2 separate regions of the Homo sapiens genome follow, and region 1 is linked to region 2. Evidence: chromatin loops called from intact Hi-C (ENCODE). Cell type or tissue: IMR-90. All regions are shown on one strand. Each heading gives the region's core, and the rest is flanking DNA. Links, peaks and the distances in the headings are about the cores only.

Region 1 (15,069 bases), core at 3,689-11,688, 60 kb after region 2:
AAAACTAAGTTTCCTAGGACTCTAATGGAAAATGGAAAGGTTATGTCCCCCTTTTTCGTATCTTTGCCAAGGGTCTTTCCTTTGTTGCTGGGTTTAACTTGGCACTTCTAGGCTACTTTAGTCCTAACTTTTCTCAGTTACCATTATATGCAGTTCTCCCAGCCACACCCCAGCAGTGTGCAAGGGATCAGACACAAGGTTGAATCCATCACAAAAGCAGAATCACCATGGCAACTGCATCCTTTGATTCTTGAGTGTGCCCAGCAACCTGAGCAGAGGCGATAGTTGAAGTGAACCAAGTTCTCCTGAGAAATGGAGGGGAGTGGTGCCGGGCCCACACTAGGCTGTGGTATCTTCCTCCCTACAGTGAGGGGCTTCTGTTTACTCTGAAGACTCCAGACACTCAAAATCTCCTCCCCTCCCTCCAGTCCTGCAGTTAGCCTCCAGGGGTTTCTGGTCCTAAACTTCCACCACCATGAGATTACTACAATGCCTTGTGATACTCTTGTTCTTCTGGTTTGAGTTTTGGTAGATAAGCACATCTGAGTCTTGCTGTGTTAATGTGTCTGTATTTTGGTGTATCTGCTTGCTTGTCGTGTGGGGCATATGCCAAGTCCAGTAGTGGATGGGCTGGGGAAGACCAGACCTTATCACATGGTGCCCTTGGGGGGAAATCTTAATTCCAATGTGTGAAACCAGTGAAAGTATGATTTTCTGGGTCAATTTTAAAAATATACGTTCAAGCAAAAAGCAACCTGTTATCTCTTCTCTTTCTGCCTCTGCACACAGCAGCCTCCATTGCCTAGGGTATGATAGTGTGGGTTCACTTTGTCCATCTCATTTGGATGACATCAGCGAAGATGCATTCTGTATCTCTCCACTGAGGCCTGTGACAGGACCTAATGTTTTGTGGAGCTGAGAGAAAATAAACCAAAATGACCCAATGGAATATAAATGCTGATTTCTGTTCCTGTTGTTTGACAGAAAGGAAGTAATGAACTAAGATGCAGTAGCCTGGCCACGTGATGTCTTGACAGGCAGCTTTCAGATTTGGAGATGCTTCAGAGTGTTGTATTGAGTCTCTGGGAAGACCCTAAGCACTCAATTCCTAGTGGTCAATGGTTGGCCTGTTTTGAGACATAACCAGTTGGAAGGAAGGATGGGCCTTTCTGCTCCCTATGATGTTGCCTTAAAAAGACATTTCCTGGGAAGAACTGGGCAGATGGTGGCTTTAATCTCACTAGCCTTGTTCTTCATTTTTATATCCAAGCTTCAAAAAACCAGCATTAGCCAACAGCACTGTTTTTACTGCTAAGCAAAACTTCAGGAAAGAGCATCCTTCGATAGAACATTAATTAACAAATGTGCCGTCAGTCCAAATGAAGACCTGTGCTGCTCCCTCTGCCCTCCCTAGCTCCACCTTTATTTACGTACCCAAAACATTTCCAGTGGTATCAAGGCGACAATGATAGGTTTTAGTATTGAAGACCTAACATTAATAAATGCAGTTTTGATTGCTGTTCCTATCTGTATGTTCTTTAAGGAGGTTTGTTTAAAAGCCAAACAATCCCACGGGTGGCAGAGACTCTTTGTTCTAGCCTTCGTCGTCAAAACAGACAGAATCAGGTTTGGGAGCAAGGCTTCTACACAGGAGCCTGGAAAACTATTATGCAGAAGAAGCATTTTTTGTTCCCCTGAGTAACCAATATAGTTAGTAGGCATGATATGTGTATAAACTGGGATGTATCTCCTGTGATGGAGTGACGAGGTAACTAGGTGACTTTGGCATGACCTTCCCACGGAAATAACGGTGCTGGACCATATATAGACAAAGATAAGCTTTCACTTAATATAGAAAGAACTGAAGTGTGGCCAAAAACTGTCTCCTCACCCTTGCCTTCAATGTGATTTCTGAGCTGCAGACTCGGAAGTTTCTCACATTCCTTGAGATAGTGGTGAACAGTAAAAGGTTTGGGAATTGGGGAACTGCTATAGGAACTCCACCAAAATCATGTTGAATCTTACAGAGAAATGGGATGAGTCTGTCAGTCTGACTTTCTTGTGAATGAGAATGGTCAGGTAGCTCTGACAGGCCTCAAAGAAATAGGCTTTGGAACTGACCTACCAAGTGCCCTCTGAGAAGAGGACTAGCCATTCTCTGGGAGCAGAGGGAACCTGGATGATGTGGTTCTTTGTCCAAGGAGAGTGTCCTGGAAAGGTGTTCCCCATCTAGGTATTTTCTCTGAGAAGCAGAGGATGAGGGCTGAACTTGCAGGAAGCCGAGAGGAGGAAGTAAAGTCAGGAGAAAATCTGCCTGGTTAAGGCTGAAATTTGGGGACTCATGATCCAGAGAGGTTCTGTAATGCCTAACCCTGGTTTTGGAGGCCAGGGATTTTCATTTTGACTGGCTTCACTCCTTGGCTTATTAAATGTCTTTGACTGAGTGGCTAAACCACCCTAAGCCTTAGTTTCCTTACCTGTAAAGTGGGAATAACACTTGTTTCAGAAGGTGGTTAAGAGGATTACATGACATAACACATATGAACCATTTAGCTAGCGTCATGCCTGTCACATGGTAGCTCGTGAAATTTTAGCAGCTATTTTTACTCCTAGTTTTACTACAATAACCTGACTGGGAAAGCGTCCGTGGGCAGGGCAAAAGGGAGGAGCCGTGAAGATAATCAGGAGGTCAGCGTTAGAGTGGGTACCAAAACAGCCAGAGAACTGTTTGGGAGAAGTTGCCTCCAGAGCACTCCGGTTTGGTCCCCTCCATCAGGGCCCACTGGTCATCGGGTACCGTGTCAGTCACCTGAATGACGGTGAGGGCTGGGCCAATACCAGCTCTCCCAGGCGGTGAGGCTTTCCTTCCACACACACAGGCTTCATCTCGTAAGGCTCTTGGTGGGAGACACAGCTGGGGCACTGCTGGAGGAAGGGTCAGCTGCACAGACCTCGCGGCCCTCTGCCCAGTCCCTGACGTCAAAAGGGCCGTTCATTCCCAGGGCTGCTCTCTCCACCCAGCTGCTGGGTCTCAGCTCTTTTCCTGGGAAGCCCGGCGCTTCCCGGGTAGGAGATTCTATCCCGACAGTCTGTTCTAGCTCCCTTCCCTGTTTGTGACTGTCCCTCTTCCCTCCCACTCGCCTCCCACGCTGTCCCCCACCCCTGCCTGGTTTCCAATTTTAGCGGTGTTACCAGGGCAGGTTTTCAGGAAGCCTGCTCCAGTGGCTCTCTCCTGGGCCATTTCCACAGAGGCTGTGTGCCCGGCTACCATTCCCTAAGGCTCAGCCATTGCGCCCATCTGTTCCCCGGGCTGCAGCCAGCGAGCATCTGCGGGGGGCGGTGAAGGCTGAGGATGCCCAGACAAGGGGCAGGGAGGGCTGGCCCACGTGATGGCCAGGGGAGTGGGATGCCCAAGGGAAATGTCATAAAGGGTCCACTGGTTGGGAAAAAATGGAAAATGGAAATAAGGTTAAAATTGAAATGTTTTTAAAAAGTGATTTGTGAAGACTTAAACAAATTTCTTTCAAACTGCTTTATTACTCATAGAAATTGTATCAATCAACAGTGATCGCTAAATTGCTGGATCAGTCAGAAAATATTGTTGCTGCTGAAGAATCAATGCTAATTGGATCATTAGGGCATTATTACATGAAACACAAATAGCTCAGGATGGTCGCTCTTTGCTTGGCTTGATCTGTAGTCTTCAGAGAAGCAGAGAAACCTCGATTGTTTCCTGCTCAGCTGACATGCAGTTTCCCCTCCCTTGCTCCCCTTCTTGCTGGAGTTAAAGGTGGATGCTGGTTGCAGACATTTCCCCCTATTTAGAAAAACAAAGACGTACCATGGTCCTTGAAATCAGTGATATTGAACAGTCCTAAAAAGTAGAGAGGTTAAAAAGGGATTTGGATTGCATTTTAGCAATCTTCTGTTGGGGTCTGTGATGTGTGAAGACACATCTGCACCTTTACTGAGGCAGGTAGAATCCAACAAAAGCCACTGATAGGGCTCCAGGCATGGGGCAGGGCCTGCACTGAGGGTTATGGTGACAGCGGCCTGAGCCACAAGCTGGCTGGAAGGACTCCTGGAGGGGTGAGACATTTCATAAGATCTGGGAGGCCAGCGTCAGCGTTGGGCACACCATCCCCCAGAGTGCCTGATATTGGTGACCTTGCTGCATGGCGGATGCTAATGGGTATTGACTGAAGGGACAAGGTGCCTTCTCCACCCATGCTTGGTCATTAGCACATGGTTAGGTGGGCACGCGTGGCCTCCTCTTCCACCTCTCTTTTGGCCATTTTCCTTGCCCTCTCCCCCACCCCCTGACCTCTGGCAGCCCAGAGCTCCCCTCAGCAGTGCTCACCCAACTCCCTCAGGGCCTGAATTTCCAGGGTGAGAGTCCCCTCTCTACACCGTCTCAGTGGGTGCTTCTGCCAGGGTGGGATCTCGCCAGGGATTATGCTTGCATCTTAACAGGAATTTACTGGGGATGGAAGTATTAACCCAAATGGAGTTACCACAGAGGGGATTTCACATGTTTCTCAAATAATGCCAGAGTGAGCCAAGGTTTACATAACCAGTACGAGGTGAGGGGGGTGGGAAGAGGGCAAGCATTTCCTTGCGAGGCTCCTGGCAGCTTTATTTCTGACTTGCGAGTGGTTCAAGAAGCCTCCATCCTCCCACGCATGGAGAAGACCAGCATTGACTGCAGCCCCGCTATGTCCCCGCGCTGGCCTGGCTGTGTATTGTCACATAGATGATGTCATGGCAGCCTTAGAGAAATTCTCTGAGGCAAATCATATTGTCCCCATTTTTAAAGATGAGAAACCAGAAGCCAAGGATCCTGTAATTTGCCCAAGGTCACGTGAAAGAGCTGGAGTTCAAGTCATCCCAATTCCAGATCTTTTTATCATGCCATGTTTTTTATGCCTCCCCCCTTGTCCCAGAGTGTGGCAAGCAGAGGAGAGCACGCGTGTGGGATGGGATCAATTGCAAAACGTGTGCAGCCTGGCCAAGCAGGTGGGGGAGTGGCAGGACCAGCTATGTGTATTCTCATGCTCAAGTTCCTCTGGGTCTTCCGAAGACAGATGGGGCAGGTAGTTCCAGCTGCTTTGTGCCTTCACCAGCTGAGCACTGGCAGGTGGGGCATTTTTAACCTCACGCCTTGACTATCCCCTCTCCCTGTCACAGTCAGCTCTGCCTATTGTCCTCCGTGGCTCAGAAGCAGCTATCCTTAATCATTCATGGGGGAATTTTGTGGAAAGATCCCTCCCAATGTGGCTGCATCTGCCATAAAGTGGAGATTTTTTGTTATGTTTGATCCCCTGCTGTATTCCCAGAGAACTCAGTGTGCCTGGCACGCAGTGGGTCCGCAGTAAATTTTTGAATGAATGAGTTCGCAAGGCGTTTCTCCTGGTTCTTGCCCATCAGAATTTCCATTTCTCCTGCTCCCTGGGCTGGCACTACCATGCATGGTGCCCTTGTCCCTGCCATCGCCATCATCATTCAAGCTCCCTGCTCCATCTTGCAGCCTCATTTCTTAGCTGTAAAGTCTTCCCAGTCCTCCATTGTCCTTGTGCCCTCTGCATAGCCCCTCCTCCCAGTCAGGCCGCATCCTCCGACCTGGCCTCCCACCTCCACGCTCAGTTTTCCCAGCCATACTTTGCTCTTGCTACATTCCTGCCACCCTATCTCCTGGGAGTCTCTTTGTCCTTCAGGTCAGACAATGCAAACTTAAATCTTGCTGAAATAAGCAAGAAAGGTACACAGGTGCAGGAGGAGTCTTCACTTTCCCGCAGAAACATACTCACTTCCATTGCTACACAGAGACAGCAATGCAAGGATAATGAAAACTAGCTACTGACACTTGGCCTCCGTGCTGGAGGAACAATGGGGGACCAGGGTAACTGTGATGAACTGAAATGACAGGTGTTTCCTAAAGGTGGCGGCCACAGCAGACGGTCATCACTGAGGAAGTCTGTGCCCGCTGTTATGAGCTCTTCTGACTTTTCAAGGCAAAAATTTGGATTTTGTATGAAACCTACTGTTTCTTAAATGATGACTCAAAAAAATTTATTCTTAATCAACTATGTCAGTGGCCTGTTGGCCTCTACTTCAGGGAGTCTTCCTAGATTATTGAGGCCCAACCGGATTCTTTACTTCCTACCTGCTCCTAGTTAGTGAAGCATCGTCATGGAGAGGACAGACCTCTGGCCAAAGAACCTAAAGACTTGGGCCCTGGTCCCGGGTCTGCTTCCAGCCTCAGTTTCCTTGTTTGTAAATGAGAGCAATAATATTTGGCTTGTCCAATAATCTACCATGGTACAGCTGTGTGGCTTGTAGTTTCAAAGTGCTTTCATATGCGTGATTTCATTTGATCCTCAAAAGAACCCTGTGTGGTTAGCAGGGGCAAGTGTGGTTATTCTTAATTTAAGAGGAAAGAACTGAGGGTCTGAGAGGTGAAGTGACTTACCCACGATCATAGGGTTTATAATTGGTAGAGCTGGCTGTGTCATTTGGGTCTTTTATCTGCTGTGTGGTTTGGTGTTTTGTTTGAACTTTTGGATAGAATGAGATCTGTCTTTGTAAGCTGTTAAGTGCTATGTGGGTGCATAAGAAGGAGTAAGGAGCTTACTTATATGGGTTATTACTAATAAGTGTATGCCCTCCATTTCCTCATAGTGTGGCACTCATCCATACACCATGGTAATTGAGCTCTGACGATTTGATATGTCATGATCTTACCTCTCTAACCAGGTTGTGTGTGAGTACCTGGAAGCAGGGATGAAGTCTAGTGCAGAGAGGCCCATAGAATCATTTGGTAAGTAATTGCTGATGAATTGAATCATAGGAAAGTGGAGATGCCACCTGAGAGAGAACCATAACTTGAAACCAAAGCTGGGCTGTGCCTGAGGTTAGTCAGGGGCCTGGTGGCTCATAGTCCTAAACCCTCAGCTCATGGTCTGCTGGTAGCCACTGATCAAACATGCATGATAGCACGTGTGACTGCTGCCATCAGTGCGATCACCATCCAAGAAGACCACATGGGGGGATGATGAGAAGGTATGAAATGACATAGTGGAAATGGCATTTTGGAGTCAGATCTGGGTTTGACTAATCCCTGGCTGTGGGGCAACTTAACTCTGTTGAGCCTTAGTTTCTTTACCTATATAATGGGATAATAGTAGCTACCTCATGAGTCTGTCCCTGGAACAGGCCAGGTGCTCAAGTGCAATGTGTAGTCCAGTTATAAATTGCTTTGTTAGAGCAGTACTCACAAGGGCACTGTTTATCTGGTTTTGCCAATGCTGGGCACTGAATTCCTCGCTGCAATTGTCAGATGAGGTTCAGTCAATACAAATATTCCTTTATAACAGTACTGGTAGGAGCCTTTTAACTTGAGGTTTTATTAAGATAATAAAGACAACTGGAGAATGACTAGGTGCACATAAGGGAAATGGTGCTGTTTTCAATTAAACTTCAGGCCAACTATGTACAACTATGGATATAGAACTGAGTTATGATGTGGAATTCCAGTTTCTCTCCACTGAGGACCTGGGTGAACTGTTACCAGAGAGAAGCATCTCTGGAGAGCTCCCTTAAGCATCCTGCCCACTCTGTGGGGCCATCCCCTGCTGCTCTTGGCTCAGATTCATCTATCTGTTTCAGGGCCTTTGCCCTCCTGAGTCTGTAGTTAGCCACTTGCTCCAAGAGTCTTTCAGCTACAGCCTTCATTAATTTCATTGTGAAGGGGCCTTCGGCTCCCCTAGCATGCGTTGTGGGACGTCAGCTGCCTGCTGTGCTCATTACCACTAGCCCAGGAATGCGGTGTTGACTCATGGCTGCAGCTCCGCTTTTGAACAGAAGCACTCAGGGCCTGAGCCTGTATTTATCACTAGGCAGGGAAGGTCCTAAGGGAAGGTGCCAGGTGAACACAGACCTCATCCTTCCATCATTACCTATGCAAAACACTAAATACAGTCATCTCCTCCGGAAACTGCCCCCCAGGTCCCAGCAGTAGTTCAGGATTCCCCTGTTAACCATGTTGTGCCCACTACCTTTCAGGCTGCACACACTTCCCTCTGTGTTTAGAGAGAAGGGAATGCAGAAGTCTGCCGTGTAGGGCATGAGGGGTGAAGCCACAGGTCAGTCCTATAAGCACCTCCTCCTTCCTAGAGCAGAGCCATCACCTGCTTTGGGCTGTGCCAAGGCTCTTGTTGAGCAGTTCAGTGCCTCACGTGGACTCCCCCTGCAAGAATTCACTGAGGATTATTGGTTAATGCTGATAAAGCACTTGGGCTGTAAATATCAAGTTTAATGTTAATAAACAGGGGGATTAGGTTCATTTATGTAAAAGGGAATGCTTCACAATGGATACTGGGCAGGGGAAGACTTTACTTTTATCAACAAAAAACAAACAGAGTAAACTGTAAACCCAGACCCATCGAAGCCAAGGCCTTCTTGTCTGCTCACCCTGACATTCCCACAGGGTTTTTCTCTGGGGCTGTAAATGCAATTCTGCTGCTGAACTGATTGCCTGAACGTACTTGTGTGCTTGATGTCTTTCAAAAAGAAAGTGTCTAGGAAAGTGCAAAAGAGGAGCAGGCAAGACAGAAACAGCATGGCCATGTGGAGGGGCCGCGCTGATCGTGAGAGCAAAGGGAATTGTATTATTCTTTGGGATTTGCATACTTTAAGAAGGTGGTTCAATTAATGGCATTCTGTTCCTCCTAGTTGAAGACAGCAAAATGGAAGCATAAGGATTTGCTGAGTCCTCCCTCCAGGAAGCTTCTTAGCTGAGCCATTCTCAGCTCCATTCTCCATTGAGAACCCTTCAGCACATGCATGCTTGCTTAGCCACCCGGGTTTAAATTTTCATTGACTGAACAGTAAAGGGGAGAAGCAAACACACATGAGATCTCTGAGCAGTGTGTTTCAGGTGCTTTATAATAAACCTCTCCTTGCCGGGAGAGTGTCATCCCATTTCACAGACCAGGCAACTGAGGCTCAGAGCGGGTGGTCTAGAATGTGCCCATGCTTGGGCTCCTTTCCTTGTTCCTCCCAAAGGCAGCAGTTATACTATTTCCTTTGTGTAAAAATATTTATCTTTATGACCCCAGAACACCTAGTACAGATCCATAGCCATTTCTCTGTAATTCTGAAATCCCCAAGTCTCTGAAAAGTGAAAGTTCATTTATTATCCCTTTGACAGCAAAATCTGGCCTTTCCTGAATTCATCTGGGGCAGAGTTGTCCTAAACTGACACAAGGGTAGTTGCAGTCTTATTTAACCTGCTTAGAGTGAATATTCATATGATTTACTGCAGAAATACGTTGGCTTCTGGGGCCCTTCACCCTGCTGTGCTATTACATACAGTAGATATGCAAATGACTTTACCTGACACATTCTGAATTCTGAAATGCATTTGGCCCCAAGGGTTTCCAATAAGGGACCGTGGAGCTCTAGAAGGCCCTGCACACAGTGAGCACTACCTGCATGTTGTTGCTTAGTTGGAGTGAAACCTCAGTACCCTAACTTTGTGCGTGGTACACCCATGGTGGGATGGACATAGAACCAGGCCCCCTGTTCAGAGTCACCACAAAGCACCTGCCGTTAGGGTGGCAGGAGGAAGGGCAAGCAAACAGAGCAAGAGAAGATGGTGCCGGCAGCAAACAGCACAGGGCATGGCGTGGGGACAGTTAAGGTGAACAGTGCCCACAGTCAGTGCTGTGGCAGGACAACTGCAGTGGGGCAGGCTCGGCAGAGCTGGGCAGGGGATGCAGATGCTGGAGACCTTGCTGCCCAGCAGATGAGAGTGGACCCAATTCTGTAGATCGGGGGCCGAGGCTGAATTCTGAGCAGGAAAGTAATCTGCTGAATAGGAGGCTGTAGTAAGGCCTTTTAGATGGTGGCTCCCGGAGTGAACAGGATCCTGAATCTCAGGCTTTCCTTATCCCACTGAGCCATGCCTCCCTGCCTGAAACGTGTTTCTGAGTAATAGCAGCTAACACTTACACAGTGCTTCCTGTGTAATAGGCACTCCTGTAACTGCTGGACCCATGACGACTCTGTGCAATTCATACCGTTGTTGTCCCCTTTGTATAGATGAGAAAACTGAGGCACACCGAGGGTAGGTCGTCAGGTCCCGTGAGTCGCGAGTGTGGGGGCTGTGGTGAGAACCCAGCCAGCATGGTGTGTGTGTGCTCTTAACTGCTACGCTCTGTCCTAACCTGTTCTTTTATAGGTCCCAGCAAGGAAGCTTTTCTCCTGGTCCACACCGCTGCCTGGGCATGGAGAAACCTGCTGGCACATTGGCCAAGGTTGGGGGTGAGGGGTGATGTCATGACCCATCCAAGAACTGTAATCTCCTGTCTTCAAGGAGGCCAGTTCCCTGGGCTGACGCTTCATGCATAGCGGCTGCATCCCTGTCTCCCCACTTCTCCATCCCCTTCCAGGCCGTTCTTCCCCCATGCACACACATGCCTACACATGCCTGCAATAACTCCCCGATAGGTAGAATTAAAATTTTGAAAAACTTAAGCTAAGACTATAAAGTAAGAAAGGCTAAATCAGCTTCCTTCCTTCTTCCCTTTGACTCCTGCAAATCTGTAGCTTCCTTCAATTCATTCTGGAATTTTTTTCCAGTTTTCACCCTGATTATCCTTTATTCTTGTCTTAAAAATAGGCAGGACATTTTCTTTGGGCAGCGGGGATGGCCTGTTATAACCTTGCTCTCTCTATATGGTCACAGTGCATTGCATGGAAGTTGGGAGCACCCTCGCCTTTTCCTGTGAGGTCACTCTTTGATTTCCTGCACCCTCTCTGCCCTGTCAATGCCGCAGGGTCTGTTTTTCCTATAAGTCTGATGCTCTCTTGTCCTTGAACTCCTTTTCCGGGTGGGTTTTAATTAGCTAAATTTGCATGTGACAAAATGAGATATAACCTTCGTGGGGAAATTCCTCACAGCTTTCTAGGCTGGGAGAAATCGACCATGCCATTTTGTGATGGAGTGTCCCAGTTTAACACGGCAATGTGACTGCAGACTTCATCCGCCTGGTGGGCACTTTGTCCCCATGGCTGAGTTTCAGGCTTCCTGACCTTCCTGGTGGGCAGCCACGGCGAAATCTAGACTTCCTGGTCCCTCCTCAGTTCCCTATGGACGATGGCAAGATTTTGCAAAGGGACAAAAGGAAACTTTTGCTGAAACCTTCTAGGTCTTTAATCACTTGTTCTTTTTCCTTCTAAAATTCTGGATTCTTGCCGAGCCTCTTTGTGCTTCCTCTTTTCATTCTCTGTCACCTCCACTTAGTCTCGTTCTCACCTGCTCCTTTCTCTTTATTCTCCAAGGGAGGGGAAGACAACTTGAATTTTAGGAACAAAGCAAGAAACAGTACATGGAAAGGAGAAAAGGTGCTGTGGCCACTGCAGAGGGGGGACAGGTGGCTGAGAACCTTTGTAAGCCAGAAAGAACTCTTCTCTCCCATTCTCAAATATAATTAGTTATTTCTAAAATTGAGCTGAATCGTGGGCATCTTTTTCCACTCAAACTTTTTTTAACTTAAAATTAAGTTCTATGTATATATGTGTGTGTGTGTTCATTGGAGAAACAGTAACACCACACACAACTTAGCTAACCTAGGAAGGTTTGGCTCAAATGTCCATTGCAAAGTAATTAAGAATCTCCTCTCCTATGCTGTGTTTACACTGTACATTCCCATAATGTCCACTTCCTGGCTGCTGGACTCTGCTCTATAAATATAACCAGTGAGCAGTGTCTCTTTCATGCTCAGCTCCTGACCAGTTAAGGGGAGGAGGAGATGAGTCCAGGAACCAGAGTTGGATGCTGGGAATCTCCGTGCTGTCCTTCCAGGGAACATTTCTCTGCACCGGGCCAAGGACCCACGGGATCATCCCTTTCCATTGTGAAGGAACCGAGGCCGCCTCACTGGGCTCCATTTTCCAGTATTTTTAGTTAGCAGCCTGCAAGTGAGTGTTCTGCCTGCAGTGCTGTAGAAACTGGCAGATGCTCTGTGTTGAGTGGTGTGCAGGACAGACAGGAGTCGGTGCTGGAGAGGCGATGGCTGCAACTGGGGCAGAGAAGTGAGCCTTCCTGTCTTCCTGGGGGTGATCATCCCCAAGGCAGTGCATCACGCTCCCGTGTTCAAAGCCGCAGTGGTATAAACTCTCGAAGAGAACAGTGTCTACCTTTACTCTGGAAAGAAGTAACCGAAAGACAGGAGCGGATGTTGCCTCCTGGCAAGAGGGCCTCACGGTGTGGAGGGGCAATGCCAACCTTGGCGGTGACGGACTTAGGTTCTATTATGGCTCTAATACTTGCTGACTCTGGGACCTTGAGCAAGTTATGGTAACCCTCAGCCTCTGTTTCTCCCTCTGTACAATGAGCATCACGATAGTCCTGTTCTCACAGAGCTGCTATGAAGGTTGCATCTGGGAAGCACCTGGCACCGTGCCTGGCGTAAAATAGGCCCTCAGGAAATGTTGGCTATTATTATGGCCATGCTTGACTGGCACCTCAGTTTGATGTAGTGGTTGTCACGTTTCATTTCTAGCGTTCTGAATAGGCTGTCAGTAGAGAGGTAAGGAGGTAAGGACTCTGGGGCCAGACTGCCTTTCTTCAAATCCCAAGCCTGCCACTTAACAGCTCTCTGACATTGAGCAAGTTAATTCATGTGACTGGGCCTCACTTTTCTCATCTGTAAAGTGAGTATGAAGTGACGTATACTTCACTGGGTCATGGTGAGGGGAAGTATGCAAAGCAGGAGTTGGTGAACTGGCGAACAGGCCACATCCGGCCTGCCATCTGCTTTTGTAAATAAAATGGTATCAGAACATAGCCACACGTATCCATTTATGTCTTGTCTGTGACTGTTTCTCTGCAGCAGCAGCAGAGATGAGTAATTGTGACAGAGACTGTCTGTCCTACAAATCCTAAAATAAAATCCTAAAATATTTACTACCTGACCCTTTACAGAAAAAGTTTGTTGCCCTCTGATTGTAAAAGGTTTAAACAGTGTGTGGCACAGAGCAGATGCCAGGTAAATGTTTGCTGTTATTCCTGCTGGTACTCCTCTGCAGTTCGTCACCCCCAACCCTCACATTAGCTCTGTGAAGTGGGCACACAGAGGTGATGATTGTTCCCTGTTTATTGCACCTGGGATTCAGGGGACTCACGTGACCTGTCCAAGGTGAGGCCAGGCCTAAAATCTAGTCTAGGGCTCACTCGGCCGGTGGCTCCGAATCAGTGACATCTGCCTTGCCTTCTCTCTTTTTTTTTTTTTTTTGAGATGGAGTCTCACTCTGTTGCCCAGGCTGGAGTGCAGTGGCGCGATCCTGGCTCATTGCAAGCGCCGCCTCCCAGGTTCACGCGATTCTCCTGCCTCAAGCTCCGCCTCCCGGGTTCACACCATTCTCCTGCCTCAGTCTCTCGAGTAGCTGAGACTACAGGCGCCCGCCACCACGCCTGGCTAATTTTTTGTATTTTCAGTGGAGACGGGGTTTCACCGTGTTAGCCAGGATGGTCTCGATCTCCTGACCTCGTGATCCACCTGCCTCGGCCTCCCAGAGTGCTGGGATTACAGGCGTGAGCCACTGCACCCGGCCTGCCTTGCCTTCTCTTTAGATTCCTCAAGGACAAGGATGCATCAGTCCATCTCCCTGAGGCATGGACAGTGCCTCACAGAGCCCACCCAGTCAGTATCTGCGGAGTTCATTTGTCTTCTGTGCTCCACCTGGCCAGCATCAGCACTGAGCACTCCAGGAAGAGACATTTCCAACCCTGGGCCGTTCACCTCCCAGCACCTGGAGTTGGGAGCACTCAGCTTATTAACAGGGCAGAAACTCCCAGGTTGCACGCACAGCACCGAATCCTGAAGGGCACAGGCCAAGACCCTCTCTCCATCCCGAGACCTTTAGTCAGGATTGTGGGTGTGGTTGATGACAGCTGATATCTGGGTAGCAATTTATGGTTCACTGAACACTTTTACATCCATGATCTCATTTGATCTTCATAGCAACTACTCAGGGGGACAAACTGGGTGATGGCCTACGCTGTAGCTGAAGTGGAGAGAGACTGGCACCTCCTCCAAGGCCATGCGTTAAATACCCACTGAGCCAATGGAGCCCTGGTCATCCATCTCTAATCCAGTGACCTCCCAACCCCAGCCGGCCCTCCTGACTTGATCATTGTGGTGATGCCAGTGCTGTAGCCTTGGGCACTCATTCCATTGTCTAATGACCCTCACTGTCCAATAATTCTTTTTTGTCTGTAATGGAAATTCCACATGCTTTAGGGGTTTGTTCTGCTCTCAGTGGAGATGACGACAAGCCACCCAGAATAATAGCTCTACTTTTTAGTCTTCAGCCTTGAAGCTGTCCTCTCCCTAACCAGCCCAGGCTGGCTCTTCTGTCCTTGTGGGTTTGCTGGAACACAGACCATCCCATCCACCCTGGTGACTTCTACCACATCCTGCACTTAGAGCAACTTCCAGCATGACGCAGAAGGAGGGACAGTGTGTTCTGCGTTGGCTCAGCCCGTCTGCAGAACAGTCATGTCACTTTGGAAGAGCCTGAGTTTGAGAGGGATGTGTGTCTGCTCATATGAATACTTCTTGATCATTTAGTTTCTGTCATCAGTATCTGGGGAGTGGAGAATCGTTGCTGAGGGCTTCTGAAGAGCAGGGGAGAAAATAGATCACGTTGACAGTCAGCATAAGGTCATGGGGGTGAAGGGCAAAGGGAAGCTGAGTTGCTGCTGGACAGTGTGGTCTACTGACATGTCTCCTGGGATCGTGACCATCATGAGGGCAGGCGGTCAATGGCTGGTCAGAGCTATACCCAGCTTTCTAGTACAGTGATCCTAAAGGACATGGCTGAAGCGTGTTGAAATCCTCCTTTGTAATGAAAATTCTCCCCTGCAAGGGGAGAAGTAGCTTCTATGAAATTTCCAGCAGAGGTTTCCAAGCCAGGGAGGTTGAGGTAGGTCAGGGAGGCCGCAGGTGCTTATCTAAGTGGCACTGCCACAGTCTTTGAGTTTCCATTACTGGCCTCCTGGAT
Region 2 (15,069 bases), core at 2,684-10,683:
GCATCTCTCCTTGCCTGTAACTCTCTCCTATCAAAGGCTGCTCGTGAATTTCTGGGTGCTTAGCAACCAGGAGAGGGGACGATACAAGCCGCCTCTATCCCTGTCAGGTAGCTGCTCCCGTTGTTCGTCTTCTCCTCTGGGTTTGTATATGCAGTGAAAGTAGCCAGAGAGACACTCCACCTCAACTTAAACAGCAACTTCCTAAATAAATAAAAAATACACAGAATCCAGTTCAAGCAGATCTTGCCTCAAAGACAGCTTGAAAGCATCCCTTCTCATTATTCCCTGCCTGATTTCCAGTGTTTCTCTCCCTTTCTTTCTTTCTCTTTCTTTTCTTGTCTTTCCCTCCCTCCCTCTCTCTTTCTTCCTTCCTCTCCTCTCCCTTCCCTTTCCTTCCTTCCCTTTCCTTCCCTCCCTCCCTCCCTCCCTCCCTCCCTTCCTTCCTTCCTTCCTTCCTTCCTTCCTTCCTTCCTTCTCTCTCTCTTTCTTTCTTTCTTTCTTTTTCTTTCTTCTCGCTCTGTTGCCCAGGCTGGAGTGCAGTGGCACGATCTTGGCTCACTGCAACCTGCGCCTCCTGGGTTCAAGTGATTCTCCTGCCTCTGCCTCCCAAGTAGCTGGGATTATAGGCTTCTGCCACCACACCAGCCTAATTTTTGCATTTTTAGTAGAGATGGGATTTTGCCATGTTGGCCAGGCAGGTCTTGAACTCCTGACCTCGGGTGATCCATCCGCCTCTGCCTCCCAAAGTGCTGGAATTACAGGCATGAGCCACTGCCCGTGGCTGATTTCCAGTGTTTCTATGTAACCCTCTGAGATTCCCACAAGCCTAGCATGAAGATGAGACACACCAAGGGAGGTGAGGAGCTAGGAGAAGGGCAGGCATCTCCAAATTGCAAGTTTCTTCTCAAACTGCAGATCTGCAGAGAAAAGGAAGGACACAGTGAAGGAAGCAGATTCTCCAAGGAAGGGATATCAGGACTTAGGAATGGACTCTTTGCCTCTTATTAAAAGGAAAGTTGCTTGCTGGGGAAGTAGCAGATTATTTCAAATGGGTATCCGTCCTTGGTAGCCACCAATATCCATCAGTTTAACAGGAGAGGAAATAGAGTTGTCATGCCAGGAGGATTTTGGAGGAGCCAGCGGCTGGCTATCGAGAAGGGAAGGGAGCTAGCACTTGCTGAGTTTCTTCAAGGGGCCATGCACTAACTGTAGGAAGCATGGACTTTGCTTTTTGCATGGGATGAACCTAACTCAGAGTTGATGCTGCATGTAGGATTATGTTTTTCCGACAATCCAGGGATCTGCAGAAGGCTTGCTACAGGATCTGAGCAGGAGTCTAAGCAGTTGTCTTGTGGTATCAATGCTCCTGTGTCTGGAGAGCTGGTCGCTAAGACCTGGAGTCTGGGCCCCTTGTGGGGGTGTCACAGAAGGCTGTGAACACCTCTCTGCTCCTGGAAAATGCCTTCCTTTCCTGGCCCCAGGACAGACTCTCCGACTTCCTTCATGACCGGGTTCCCACTCGGGAGCCTTTGGAACCGCTTGAGTACCAGATTATTAACAGGACCCGTGATTGTGATTTCTTCCCCCGTACAAATTCACAGACCCTGAGAAGAAAAGGAGAAGATAGGCTGGGCACAGTGGCTCTTGCTTTTAATCTCAGCACTTTGGGAGGCCGAGGCGGGCAGATCACCCGAGGTCAGGAGTTCAAGACCAGCCTGGCCAACATGACAAAACCCTGTCTGTACTAAAAATACAAAAATTAGCTAGTTGAGGTGACAGGCGCTTGCAGTCCCAGTTACCCAGGAGGCTAAGGCAGGAGAATCGCTTGAACCCAGAAGGTAAAGGTTGCAGTGAGCCGTGATTGCACCACTGCACTGCAGCCTGGTTGACAGAGCAAGACTCTGTCTCAAAATAAATAAATAAATAAATAATTTAAAAGAGGAGATAGATGTGATGGCGGTCTTTTCTGTACTTAGAACAACCTAATAGTTATTTAATGGATAAACAGGCATTAAAATGAATGTTTGATGACTTGGAATCCAGTCTTTTATAAAACTCTCAGTGTTCTGTGATTCCAGGCACTCATGGCTGTGGCAGGCATCCTGCCAGGTGGAGCTGGGAGTTCAGCACAGAAGTAAGTCGGGGAGGAGGTATGCATTGCCACAGACTTAGGAAGTGTTCCCTGGACCTGCTGATGATAGGTTGGTCTTAGCCATGTTCCTGAACAAGTAAGTTGTCTAATGAAAGGAAAACATACCAACCTGTTAGTGGAGTTAGCACCCTAGACCCATAGACTCTAAGGTTGGAAGGACTTTTGAAGTCATCTAGCCCCTTGCCCCACTCGATGCGTGATTAATACGCACCACAGAAACTCCGGGCTCTGAATACTGAACATTGACCCAGACCCCTATTGCGTTAGAAAATATTATTGCAATTAGTGGAATGCTGCTAGAATATTGGCTCCAGACCTGAGTCTCAAAGTTGGAAGAGATTTAGAAAGAAGGATGTCCAGAGGAAGGAACAGACATGAGTGAAGTTGGAAAATGGAGACTGGCAAAGAGTAGCTCGAAAAAGAACAAAGTTTCCTAATAATGACCACAAATGAGTATTTGGCTGTTCAATGGATATATGCTTGCTCCACGCTCATTGGATGCTAGCCTGCTCTCAGGAAGAGCTCTTGCCTTCCTGCCTCCAAACCACTGTACACACCGTTGCTAGATTGATCTCCCAAGAATCAGCTTCTACCATGCTCTTTCTCTGCTTCAAATGAAATTTTGATCATTTCTCTTCATCTGACAGGTGAAAATCAAAATTTTCTGAGCTTGGTCCTCAAGGCCCTTCCTTCTCCACTCATCCTTTGGCCAGGCAGGCCCTCCAACTGCCTCCTGAGCAGCCTCACTCAGGTCTTTGCTCATACTTGCTAGAATGGAGAGCACGTCTTCTCGTTCCCTGTAACCCCAACAGTGTCTGTTGTAAGGTTGAGCACACGGTAGATGGATGGATGAAGCCTTCATTCTGAGTAAACACGCATGCAAGTATAAACACATACCTACACACAGAAACACCACACACTCTTAAGTGTAGATGAAGAGAAAGAACCCTTTCTTTCTTCCCTGGTGTCTGGCAAAGGCCAAAGGGGTGGTGGGGAAAGCATTAGGATACAGAGGCTCTGGTTCTTGTTCCTCCCTGGAACTGGCTTCTGCTAGGAAGCCCAGCAGGGCCTGAGTGCTGGCAAGCCTGGCATGGAGCCCTCCTGCTTTGGAGGAAGCGAAATGTCCCAGCAGGATGAGTCAGTGGGAGAATGGAACCAGAAAGTGAGTCATTTTGGGAGCAGAGGCTAAAGGATCTTCTCTGCTCAAAGATATTTTAGGTCTTGGTAGGTTTTCCCCACTTCTCTTGTTTAGATATAAGTTTGGGGCATGTGACTACAGTGGCTCAGTTCCCAGATGTAATGCTGAGAGACTGTCCAGTGCGCTGCGTTCTAGAACATTTTTGCTGATAGGGAGGCCGTAAAGTGAGGGGCTGGTTTTGGAGCCAGGCAGATTGGGTTCTAATCACAGCGTGTCCCAGAATCAGCTGGGGACCTAGAGTGAGTTGTTTAATCTCTTAAAGTATAGTTTTTATCATTTTCAAAATGAGGGTTGTTGGAAATGTCAAATGGTTGTTCAGCAAGTGTTTGTTGAGTCCCTAGTGTGTGTCTGGCACAGAGCTGAGTGCAGAGTATGGGGTGCTGAATACTGCAGCCACGCATCCTGCCCTCTGGGGACGGGTGCAGCTTGGGATTGTGTTATATTTGTAGCAGTTCTGATGACAACAAGAATAAAATAAAACACCTGGATTTGTTTCATGAACATAACCCTCAAATCTGCACTCCCCTATTACGTGTTTGGGCAACTGAGTTTTGGAACCTACATATCAGACTCAAATGTTTTCTTCTGGGGGGTTACAGTCTGGGGAAGACCCCTGTGTAAAGCATGTAGCATAGTGCCTGTGGACAGGAGAGCCCAGTCCGTGACGGCGGTAACAATGATCATTACTACCTCTGTTATTTCCTGTAGCCAACTGACATCTTTGCACCTCTGTTTCCTCATCCAGAAAATGTTCAGCTGAATTGCAGTCCTTTCACAGAGGCAGTTCCTGAGTCTCTAGTCTTGGGGCTCATGCTTGAAGTTATTTAGAGAATCTCTAAGATACAAGTGGAGAGACAGCTGGAAGGGGCAGCACCCAGGCCTTCAGTGTGGGGACAGAGTTAAGATCAACATGATCACAGCAGACTGACACGGCGAGCTGAAACAAACAGGAAAACATTTGAGCCTGATGTTAGGTTCCAAAACTCAGTTGCTGAAAGGCGTAATAGGGGAGCGCAGATTTGAGGGTCATGCCCATGAAAACAAATCCAGGTGTTTTATTTTATTCTTGTTGCCATCAGAACTGCTACAAATATGACACAATTCCATGCTGCACCCACAGAATAGTGAGTAGTGTGTAGGCCAGGGCAAGAAAAAGAAGAGCAATAATATTCTAGTTATTGTAGGCCAGGGGACCCACATCCACGATATCGTTTTTTTACAGCTCATTACTGAATCCTCACAATAACCCCATGGGGTAGATATTACTGTTATTACCCTTTTATAGATGAGAACACTGGAGCTTAGCGAGGGTAAGTAATGGACTGCAAGGACACTCTGTCTCTGGCCCAGAGGAACAGCTGGAGGATGCAGGCAAGATGTGTGTTAAGGGGGTCCTGCAGAGTGGGGGTAAACTGATTCTGGATTACTCATTAATGTAGAACTCCGACCAGTGGGTGGAGGGTATGGGTTCAATAGGGAGCTCTTCAGAAATGGAACATGTTGAGAGGCCAGGAGTTCTCCATCCCTGAAAGCATTCAAGGAGAGGTTGGGTGGCTGTGGGAGGTATTGGAGAAGGGATTTTAACATCGGGAGGGAACTGGGGAGATTGTGTGTGAGTTTCTGTCTGCAAAAAAAAAAAAAAAAAAAAAAAATGACGGTACCAACCTTGAACCCATGTAATCTTCTTCAGTAATATTCAAGCAAGAACAGCCACCATAAAATTGTGTGAGCAAATCAGGTAATACTGGTGAAAGCCAAACACAGGCTCCCCGTTGTGTGAGTGAGAACATGACATTGTTACAGTGATGGGTTCATGCACCCTGGGGTGGGTATGCTGATGGTTTCTTCTGCTTCTGCTTCTACGAGGCCCCTCTCCCAATGCCTTTCCCAAATCTCTCCTTATGGGGTTTTTTTCCCCCTCCTAAACCACCTTAAATCGAAATCCACTCACATTTGTAGCCATTTCACAGTCTCTTTGCATATTGGTGAGCCCTGTCGGGGGTCGCTGGTATCTTATAGTATTGATGTTACAAAATGTAAAGTTACTTTGGGGAAATGACTTCTCTTCTGAAGCTTTTATAGGGAGAAGGTGGTGAGCTTACCCCTACACTCTCTCCTTTCCTTTGTCTAATTCCTCCACAGAACATTTGTCCGGTGCTCACTGTGGACTGGAAGTGTGCTAGGGACTGTGTACTGCAAGGTGACTGGGATGTGCGCCTGAGCATCCCTGAGTCCAAGGTAGGGGAAAGAGGAAGTGGTCCACGATGACACTGTGATGACGGCCATCCTGATGAAGGCACACCCCACCCTGCAGCGGCTCAGGGAAGGGGCGCGTGTGCAGACATCTTGCAGGCAGGGTTTAGATGGTGCTGTCCTCGGAAGAGAGGACTTTGGAAGAAGGTGGTCTTGGTTTCGGTCCTTAGTCCACCGGATGCCAGGTAATCCTTAACCTTTCTGAGCCTCTGTTCTTCACCTCTTAAATGGGGATATCACTTCCCCCAGATGATCTTTTATTTTGTTTTTAAAAAATTATTATTTTTAGTATTTTTAATAGAAATGGGGTCTCACTATGTTGACCAGGCTTGTCTCCGACTCCTGGCCTCAAACAATCCTCCCATCTCGGCCTCCCAAAGTGCTGAGATTATAGGCGTGAGCCACCATGCCCAGCCCCCTGACGTGATTTCTATGAAAATGAAATTAAATGAGTTAATTTAGGGAAGCCACTTAACATAATTCCTGGCTCAAAAAAAAAAAGAAAAAAGAAAGTTTTCTTCCCTTCCTGACCTTGTAGGAGAACAGAGCTCCTTCGCCTGAGGGGCATGAGTCCCTATGCAGAGGTTCCCTAACACCTGCTCATAGGTCTGTGTCCCGCTGATCTGGTAAGCACCGGGAATGGTCTCTTAAACACAAAGTTTGGGCTGCCTTCTCTAGAGATTCTATTTCCACAAGTGTGGGAAGGGGCTGCACGGGAATCAGAAATGTTTCCCCAGTGATTCTGATGCATAGTTCAGTTTGAAGACGTGCTAACAATATATACCAACAAAAGTTGTCTGCGTCTTTTTCTGGGGACAGACCCCCCCCCGGCTTTCATCAGAATGTCACGGTCCCACACAAATGAAGATGCATCCTCTCATGGTATGTGCTAGCGGGCACAGAGAGTGGGGCTGGAGAATGAGGGCTTGGTAGGCGAAAGGCCCCAGGGCCAGCCCTGCTCTGCCCTCGTCTCTTGCCTTCCCGCCAGGTGGGTCAGGAAATAGGAACAGGTGGTTAGTCACGGGGCTCTCCAGCAGGTAGGGCAGTGGCTGAGGAAATAGCGGTATCTCATCAGCTCTGTCTCTAGAGGTTCTTAAGATACTTAGTTGTCACCAGCCTGAAAAGTCAGCGTGGAAAATGTTCCAGCCTGGTTCCTGTAAACGTAAAATCTGTTATGAATTATATCCATCCACGTGGAAGAGGGAGACAGAGTGATCTGGTATGTGCAGGAGAGGGCCAGCCTCTGCCTGGTCTGAAAGCTTTTGCAATTGTTCCTAATTGGCCCAGTCTTTTTCTGCAGGAATCTCCTCTCTTTTCTCCATCCCATCCCCCACTGCCTGCAGCTTCTGATTTCTTGGCAAGGCAAGCAGGCACCAGAGCTGGGGCTGCGGTTGTTCTGAAGGATTTTCAGGTGTGCGTGTTGAAAGCCGGCAGGAAGAGAATGCTGGCTCTGTGTTTAGCAGCCGAAGGGACTTGTTATTTAATGTGTCTTCTGAAGCCACGAGGCCTCGGCTTTGTAACTTGCTTTCTTTATTCTTATAAATCTTCTAGGATGCTCCATGGACTGTAGGAGGAGCTCTGACTTCCCGACCATACCCTTGTGTTTACCACTACAGGGACAGAGGTTCACAGCTGCTTCTGGTTGCTGTAGATGATCTGGTTCCCTGATAATTTGAGATAAGTTTGTGTTAGTTTGGAGTCTTCGGTGAATACGTTAGGGTACATGTTTCTTCGTCGTTCCTGGCAGGGCTGATCATAGACCACATCAACCCAAGAATGTGTTTGCCTCTCTGATGAGGCTACATCTAGAATATGAACTTGTCGAGTGCTTAAGTATCTTTCTACATAGTTTATTCATTAGCCTGTTCATTTATCTGTTCAACAACTATTTCTTGCTTGTCAACCATGTTCTAGGCATGTCATGGGCTCTGGAAGCAGAGTGAGAAGCAAGGCTAAGTCCTGGGCTCACGGAACTTAGGTTCTAATGAGGAAGACAGGCAAACAAGGCGCCGTGGAGAGGCAGGCAGAGAACCTTGCTTTCCAACCCTGCTCAGAGGTGCAGTCTCTTTATATATCCCACTTCCGCTATCCCCAAACATGCCCATTAGCACTGACATCTAAAGGGCTCATGGTGAATTAAAATGTGACCCCACCTCTGGGTATTTAGTCATTTAGTATTGAACTGGGGTTAAAGTCCTAAGGAAAGGCATGTGGAGCTAATATTTTTGGGGGGACAGGCCCTACTGGCAGCCATGGAATCTTACTCCGCGTGGCTCATTGCTCCTGGGCTTTACAACTCAACGCAGCTGTAGTTCATTCACCATGCTGTGGCCAAGCAGCAGGAGTTCAAATGTCCCCACTGCCATCTCCAAGTTGTCTCTCTCGGGTTCCTATTTCCCTGGCTTTTGTCACTCCCACCTCACCTGTGGCCCACATTCTTCTCTATTTGAATGTGTGGCAGGCAGGCGAGATAGACAATGGGGAGGAGTTGTTCTGCAGGAGAGAAGGGGACAGTCCTTCCTCCAGCCTGGAGCACTTCCTGCACCGCTCCCCACCCCGTCTACTCTCCATATCCCACCACGCCCTCAGGGCCTTGCCCTAACCCCGGAAGCCCACCTGTCTCTTGGCTGAAATCCTATGGGCTGAGTTGGGTCCCCCCAAAACTCATGTGTTGAAGCCCTGTCTCCTGTACTTCTAGAATGTGACTGCATTTGGAGACAGGGTCTTTAAAGAGGTGATTAAGTTAGCATGAGACCATTAGGGTGGGCCTACTCCAATATGATTGGATTTATAAAAAGAAGAAACTTGGACACAGACACACATGGACACAGACACACATAGAAGGAAAAGCATGTGAAGACATGGGGAGAAGAGGGGCAACTGCAAGCCATGGCGGGAGGCCTCATGAGACATCCACCCTGCTGGCACCTTGATCTTGGACTTCCAGCCTTCAGGAAGTTCATTTCTGTTGAGTAAGCTGCCCTGTCTGTGGCACTTTGTCAGGGCAGTCCCAGCACTGCCTCCTGCCCTGTCTGTGTGGCCCTGGGCAGAAGCGGCCTGGGAGTGTCACTCACCCTTCCTCCTGCACCACGTGTCTTTGCCCGGTGGGCTCCAGCCGCGCCTGGGCAGCAGTCTAGACTTCCTGCAGTCTCTCAGGCTTCTCTGTGGCTGTCCCGTGCCGAGCGCCCAATGCACACTTGTAGCCTGATTGATTGGTTTTCTCAGCCAGGGCACGGATCGTTTCCTGGCCGCTCTCTGGCTCCTTTTCCAGGCACCTCACTCGGTTCCCTACTCTGAGGTGGCTACGGCCAGACTCGCCTCAGCAGCTGCCTCCACTACGGGCTGTGGTTTTTGGTGAGCTTCTTTCAGTCCTCTCATCTTTATGGGAAAACTGCCCAGCCCAGGACCAATTAGCGTGGGATGGTTGCAATAAAGGTCTCCCTTCCCGACATGTGGCCAGCACAGAGCCTTCCCTGGTTCCCTCCCGGCATTTAGTCACAGTCCCCAGCTGTGTGGTCGGTCCTCTCGGCTCATGTTATGGGTGGCCGGGAAGGCAGGCTGTCTTGGGATCTAGGCCCAAGTGACTAGGTCCATTGTGGGTGAGGCAAGGTGGCCACCTCTGCATCCTCCTAGGGGTGTCCTGAAGCGGCTGCGGGCCATGGGCAGGTGGCCGCTGAGGGGGTAAGGGTTCCTTTCAGTGTGAAATGTGCCTGTACCCAAGAGAACTTGCCTTCACTTTTTTTTATTTTAAAGAAATGAAGGGAGAAATAGAGACTAAAAACCCTGGGGGTCAGGGTCTGTGAGACAAACTGAGATGTGCTGGAGACATTGCTTATGGATTTATTGATCCCTGACTTGTTCATACCATGTGCCTGGAATTCAGCACTTACACGTTTCCATAGCACAATGGACATCAGTTTAATCATAATGGGATTTCTTAAGTGATTACTATATGCCAGGTACTATGCTAAGTCAGTTATCAACACGACCTCCTTTAATCCTTTCGACAATCCGATGGGGAAGCTCTCATTAGCCCCACTTGCCAGAAGAGGAAACTGAGGCTCAGAGTAGGTTACATGACTAAAAGAGCAGGGGCTCTGCATTCAGGTCTGCCTGACCCAGAGTGTATTATCTTAAACATATGTGACACTTCTTGCTTGCCTTCCTGGTGCTGCACCATCTGTTTTTCCCTGTGAGGTCCCCTTTCCCCACAAACTGGCTGTGAGCACACCCGACCCCTTTCCTGTCCTGCTGCCCCCTTGCCTGTCCTGCTGCCCCCATCCCTCGGTGCTCAGCTTGTTGCCAGCAGAGTCAAACACACAGACTCATGGTAAAACGTTATCTTACATTTGTGTACCTTTTCATGTTTTCAGAACCTTTTCCAGGCAGTATCTAATTTAATTTTTACCATCATTCTGTGAGTGAATATTTTCTGTCTTATGGTTGGGGAAACTGAGGTCAGAGAGGTTAAATGATTGCCTGGGGTGGCACTGCCTAGCCTCTGTGTGGTGGAGCTAGGACCCAGTCGAGGCTCGGAGTTCTAATCCACCAGTCTACCCTGGTAGGAACCTCTGTGCAAAGCCAGCCCCCATAGCAGCCTCTCTGTCTTGGGCCAAAGATACAAATCAGCAACGGCCAGGAAATGATTTGCATGAGGAACTGAGGTGGGGCGGTGGGCAGGAGAGAGGCTGAGGCAGCAAGGGACAGAGTGGGCACACAGAAACTTCCCTCTGGAGGCCTCAGCCTCTTCCCAAGGCTGAGCATCTGCGCAGGGCTTAGTTTGTTCATTCCTGGGAGCTCCAGGTAAGTCTCCCTCTCAGAGGGAAAAGCTGATTCTTCCAGGCAAGGGTGAAGAGACCCACCTTTCTGAGTCAGTGACCGACAGGCCAGAGGGCTGAAGATGTGGGCACTGCGGTGAGAACCGGAGTAGCCAAGGAAGCAGGGTGGTCCCCACAGGGGCGGCGATTGGTTTGTGGGGTCCCTGCCTGTCCTCCGGAGAAAGATTACTAAGGAGCAAAAGCCGACTTTGCTCGGTGACCCCTCCTGGTGCCACATCCCTCATGCCTGCAGCAGAAGGTGGGGGGCTCCAGGCCCCTGACAGGTCATCCTGATCTCAGAGAAGAGTCTGCTGCCCCCAGGACGGGGACTGAGCTGAGGGCGAGGAGGATGCCAGGAGAGGCACCTTGGCCCCTGCTGTGGTATTGGCCACAGGTTGGGAGCTGCCTTTCCCCGAAGCCCTAGCTTTGCTTCTGTGAGAAGCAGACACCCAGCAGCATAAGCAGCCTGCCTAGGAGGCTTTTCACTAGGAATTAAAAACACCAAAAAGGAACTTCTTATCAGCAGGTACCCTAGGGGCCACATGGACTGGTAAGTGGTATCTTCCCCATGGTCTCTTAAGGCCTCTGAAGTCCCAGACCCTCAGATAGTTGGCAACTCTGCCTTTCCGCATATCAAACATCTGAAAATGCATCTACCTCGCACATCAAATAGAATATATTTGCTATAACACAATTGGGAAGAATGGTTGTATTTTTTATAATGTTGAGTTTTATTAAGAATAAATTATTCATTTTAGTCTTGCAACATAAACTCTTATTCTGATAGATAACTATGGATCGAGATGCATTTGACTAGTTGGCACAATGTTAATTTTTGTAGATGTTGTGTGAAATATTTATTTTGATTTTCTAGTTTTATATTTTGGACCCAATCTAGTTTTGTTTCTGATTTTCACATTTTTTTTCAGGACAGTGAAAAAGCTTATAGGATATAAGAGTTGAACCTATTGCACCTAATGGATAAAATCTCTTCTGTCTCTCCCCATCCCCAGAGAGAGAGAAAAAATAAAAATAAAAAGAGAAAGACACTGTTTCAGCAAATTGATATTCGGTTTTTAGGCCTATATTATACTTGGGTCTCAGGTCCTCTAATCTCCTATTTGGTGGTATCCTTATAAAATACAAGAAGTGTTCTCTGAGAAATGTGGAAAATTTCTGACGATCCCAGATGATACTAAATCAGTTGCCCCAAATCCTTTAGAAGAAGGAAGAATAAGGCCAGGCACGGTGTCTCACGCCTGTAATCCCAGCCCTTTGGGAGGCCGAGGCAGGCGGATCACGAGGTCAGGAGATCAAGACCATCCTGGCTAATATGGTGAAACCCCGTCTCTACTAAAAATACAAAAAAATTAGCCGGCCGTGGTGGCGGGTGCCTGTAGTCCCAGCTACTTGGGAGGCTGAGGCAGGAGAATGGTGTGAACCCAGGAGGCGGAGCTTGCAGTGAGCTGAGATCACACCACTACACTCCAGCCTGCGCGACAGAACGAGACTCCGTCTCAAAAAAAAAAAAAAAAAAAAAAAAAAGACACATTCCCAACGTGAAGCATCAAACAGCTCAGCTTTTCTAAGTGTTGGGAGAAGTGGAGAACACTGGTTCTCCTGGGATGGTGCCTGGGTTAGCACCATTGTGTGGATCTGGTGTAACCTGATACAGGATTTCTCCCCTTGCCCAGTAAGAGAGCCTTGTGCTAGATGGATGCAGCGAGGACAGAGGTCCCTTGCTGGCTGTGTGTGCAAATATTGAGCACCAAATGGCTACCAGAGGAATGGGGAAGAACTGACTCGGGATAAGAGTGGGATGCGTACAAGGAGAGAAGGCTGGAGAAAACCTTGCACGCTGCGGGAGCAGGCTCCCCAGGACGTGTCAGAAGGGCCCAGTCCATGGAAACAGGGAGACTTGCCATATGGGCCATCGTGGCTGCCTGTGTGGGGACTGAAGCTGGGCGCTGGCTGCTGCGCGAGATGAGGGGGCCAGGTCCAGCTTCCAAAGGGCAGCTTCCAGGCAGAGGGCTGCTAACTGGCTGGAAAACTATCAGCGTGTGGAGTGGAAACCTGTAGGGGCAGGGAAACCAAGGAACATTTGGCCATCTTCCGCCATTGTGATTTACCTGCCATAAGAGAAGCTAAAGTAAAACAGCATGAAGTTGTGGCCAGCCCCATTAAAATAACGTGCTCATTAAGGGCTCTTACAACTAGTGATATTTAAAGAAGAAAGAAAAAAACTCACAAAAGTACTTGAGGCAATTATCTACAGCAAAAGAAGATGCAGATCCCTTGAGATCACTGACGCAAGAGAACAAAGGAGGTCCCAAAAGAGGCTGCCTGTGATCCAGGTGAGAGCCGAAACCTTCAAGGCTGGGTACCAGTGCTTCTTACACCTGAGTGAAGCATCTTGGGACATGCCTTGTGGTTCAACGTTAAAGGAATAGCACAGCCAACCAGAACCTGCTCTTTGTTAATGGAATGGAATCCTCTTTCTGCACTAAAAATGAGATGATGTGAAATCCTTTAAAATTTATTGGAAGGAGGGAGGGCTTTTTGTGCATGATGCGTTACCAGGAAATGACACTGTCTCTCTCCTTATTGCCTAATTAGCAATGTTGTACTTCTGTGTGAAATGGCGTGTTTAAACATTGCCAATCGATTTAAACAAAAGATTTCAAAATACTGTAGGATGGAGCACAGTGAAAAATTCCTTGCCAGCCAGCGTTCTCCCAGGTAAGGTTTTTGTCATTCAAGGTGTGGCTGCACAGCAGGGAAGGCTTTGCTCATCCCCGCCCCGCAGTGCCCCATTCCCTCCATCAGCCGTTTATCTAGCATTGGGTCTGGTTTTCTGTTTTTTGTTGTTTGTTTGTTTTAATTTTTTCAGGGTATCGTAGACGTGTTGGGTTCCACTAGGCCCTGCCAGCCATTCACTTATTTATTCATTACGCACTCAATGAAGACATAAGCTGTGCATTCTAGGTGCAAAGGACGTAGAAATGAGTATAATACAGTTCCTTTCCTCAAGGAGGTCAATCCAGTGGGAAAACAGGTGTGTTTGTGGAAAATGGAAATACAGCCGGCAGGCGAGGAGGCTGTAGAGAGAGGAGCACAGTGCTCTGAGTAGCCTGTCTGCTGTAGCAAGTCACCCCCAGCAGCTGGTGGCTTCACAGAGTAAAGGTTAGTTTCTTGTTCACATCACAGCCCAGCTTGGATTGGTGGGGTGGCAAGAAGGGTTATTCAGGGTCTCAGAATACTTCTGCCGACAGGCTGTGCCATCCTCTCAGGCCTTGGAACCCGCCCCCTTTTAAACCCCTGAGTCTGGCTGACAGATAAGGGCCCAAGTCGCACCCATGTTTTAGGGTCTAGGCCTAGAAAGGGTGCCAGTCATTTCCTGCAAGTCCCATTGGCTGGGACTCAGCCTGTGGCCCTGCCTTGTCCAGGGATACTGGGAAGTGTGGTCCAGTGCCGTGCCCAGGAGGAAGAGCAGGTGTGGTGCACGTCAGCCATGTCCCCACTCCACGGAGCAGCCCGTTCACCCTGGGGCGTCAGGAGAGGCTCTGTCAGAGGGGATTTTGCCAGGGAGATGTGGGGTGTGGGGTGCTGGATGTGGGGTCCAGGAGAGCAGGGGCATGAGAAGAGCAGCAACCCAAGCAAGGAAGAGGAAAAGGCCTGGATGTGTCTTCAGATAGAGACAGACTGAAGCGCCGGCCCACACTCACCAGCAGCGTGGCTCTGGGCTTGGTCCTTAGGTGTCCCAGGTGTCTGTCTCCGCACATCTTCCCAGGCCTTCTCCAGCGTACCGGCATCACCTGGGGACTGGCCCTCTGCAGTCACGCTGGCTCCAGGCTCACCGGGAGTCACGTTCTCTGGCTGTGACTTTCCTTTTGCTGTGGATTAACCCAGACATGGGCCTGATGCTTTTTCTTTAATGTATACACACACATACACTCACACATACACACATGGACACATTCACTCACATGCACTCACATGTACTCAAGCATACACACATGCACTCACACACATGCGCTCAGGCACACATGCACTCACAGGCACACATGTAAACAGGCACACACACGCACATGTACTCATACAGGCACACACGTACACCCAGGCACATGCACACATGGTCTCATACAGGCACACACGTACACACAGGCACACACATGCACTCACACACAGGCACACCTCCACAGGCACATACATGCACATGATCTCACGTACACAGGCACACGTATGCACACACACATACACAGGCACACACATGCACTCACACATGTACTCGCATACACAGGCGCACACGTACACACAGGCACACACATGCACACATGGTCTCACACAGGCACACACCTACACATGGACACTCATACACGCACACATGTACTCACAGGCACACGTGTACACGCACGCACACATGTATTCACACACATACGTTCACACATATACACGCACTCACACATACAGGCACACACATACACACTCAGGCACAGACACACACACACACATGCACGCACATGGGCGCGCACACACACACCCCCTCCCTCCCTCTCACGGTTTTTGGTTCAGCCTGCACTCAAGTTTTTGGGAAGATGGAGCTGACATCACAGTAATGTGAATGTTGAATATCTGAAACTTCTGTGCTG

What was found. Peaks named below come from ENCODE experiments on the same cell type or tissue, not always from the same donor. Only the 100,000 strongest peaks of a DNase experiment are listed, where the experiment ranks them.
Region 1: it touches region 2 in a loop (4-fold over the local background); 4 of 110 quality-filtered maps call a loop at or near these places.

What each region holds. Positions count from the first base shown.
Region 1 is chr12:2,236,491-2,251,559 of GRCh38, forward strand. All of the region lies in intron 3 of CACNA1C (calcium voltage-gated channel subunit alpha1 C), which reads left to right. Among named protein-coding and RNA genes, the nearest start is that of CACNA1C-AS4, 21 kb to the left of the region's middle. In IMR-90, for the core only: no CTCF peak of the experiment used is centred there; a DNase peak (open chromatin) is centred at 7,781; H3K27ac peaks cover 2,901 bases.
Region 2 is chr12:2,177,154-2,192,222 of GRCh38, forward strand. The region is part of intron 3 of CACNA1C (calcium voltage-gated channel subunit alpha1 C); the gene reads left to right. Among named protein-coding and RNA genes, the nearest start is that of CACNA1C-AS4, 39 kb to the right of the region's middle. RefSeq lists enhancers at 6,558-7,057, 10,079-10,579, 11,862-12,457, 14,070-14,637, 14,638-15,069. In IMR-90, for the core only: a CTCF peak has its summit at 7,163; DNase peaks (open chromatin) are centred at 3,328 and 7,198; H3K27ac peaks cover 2,335 bases.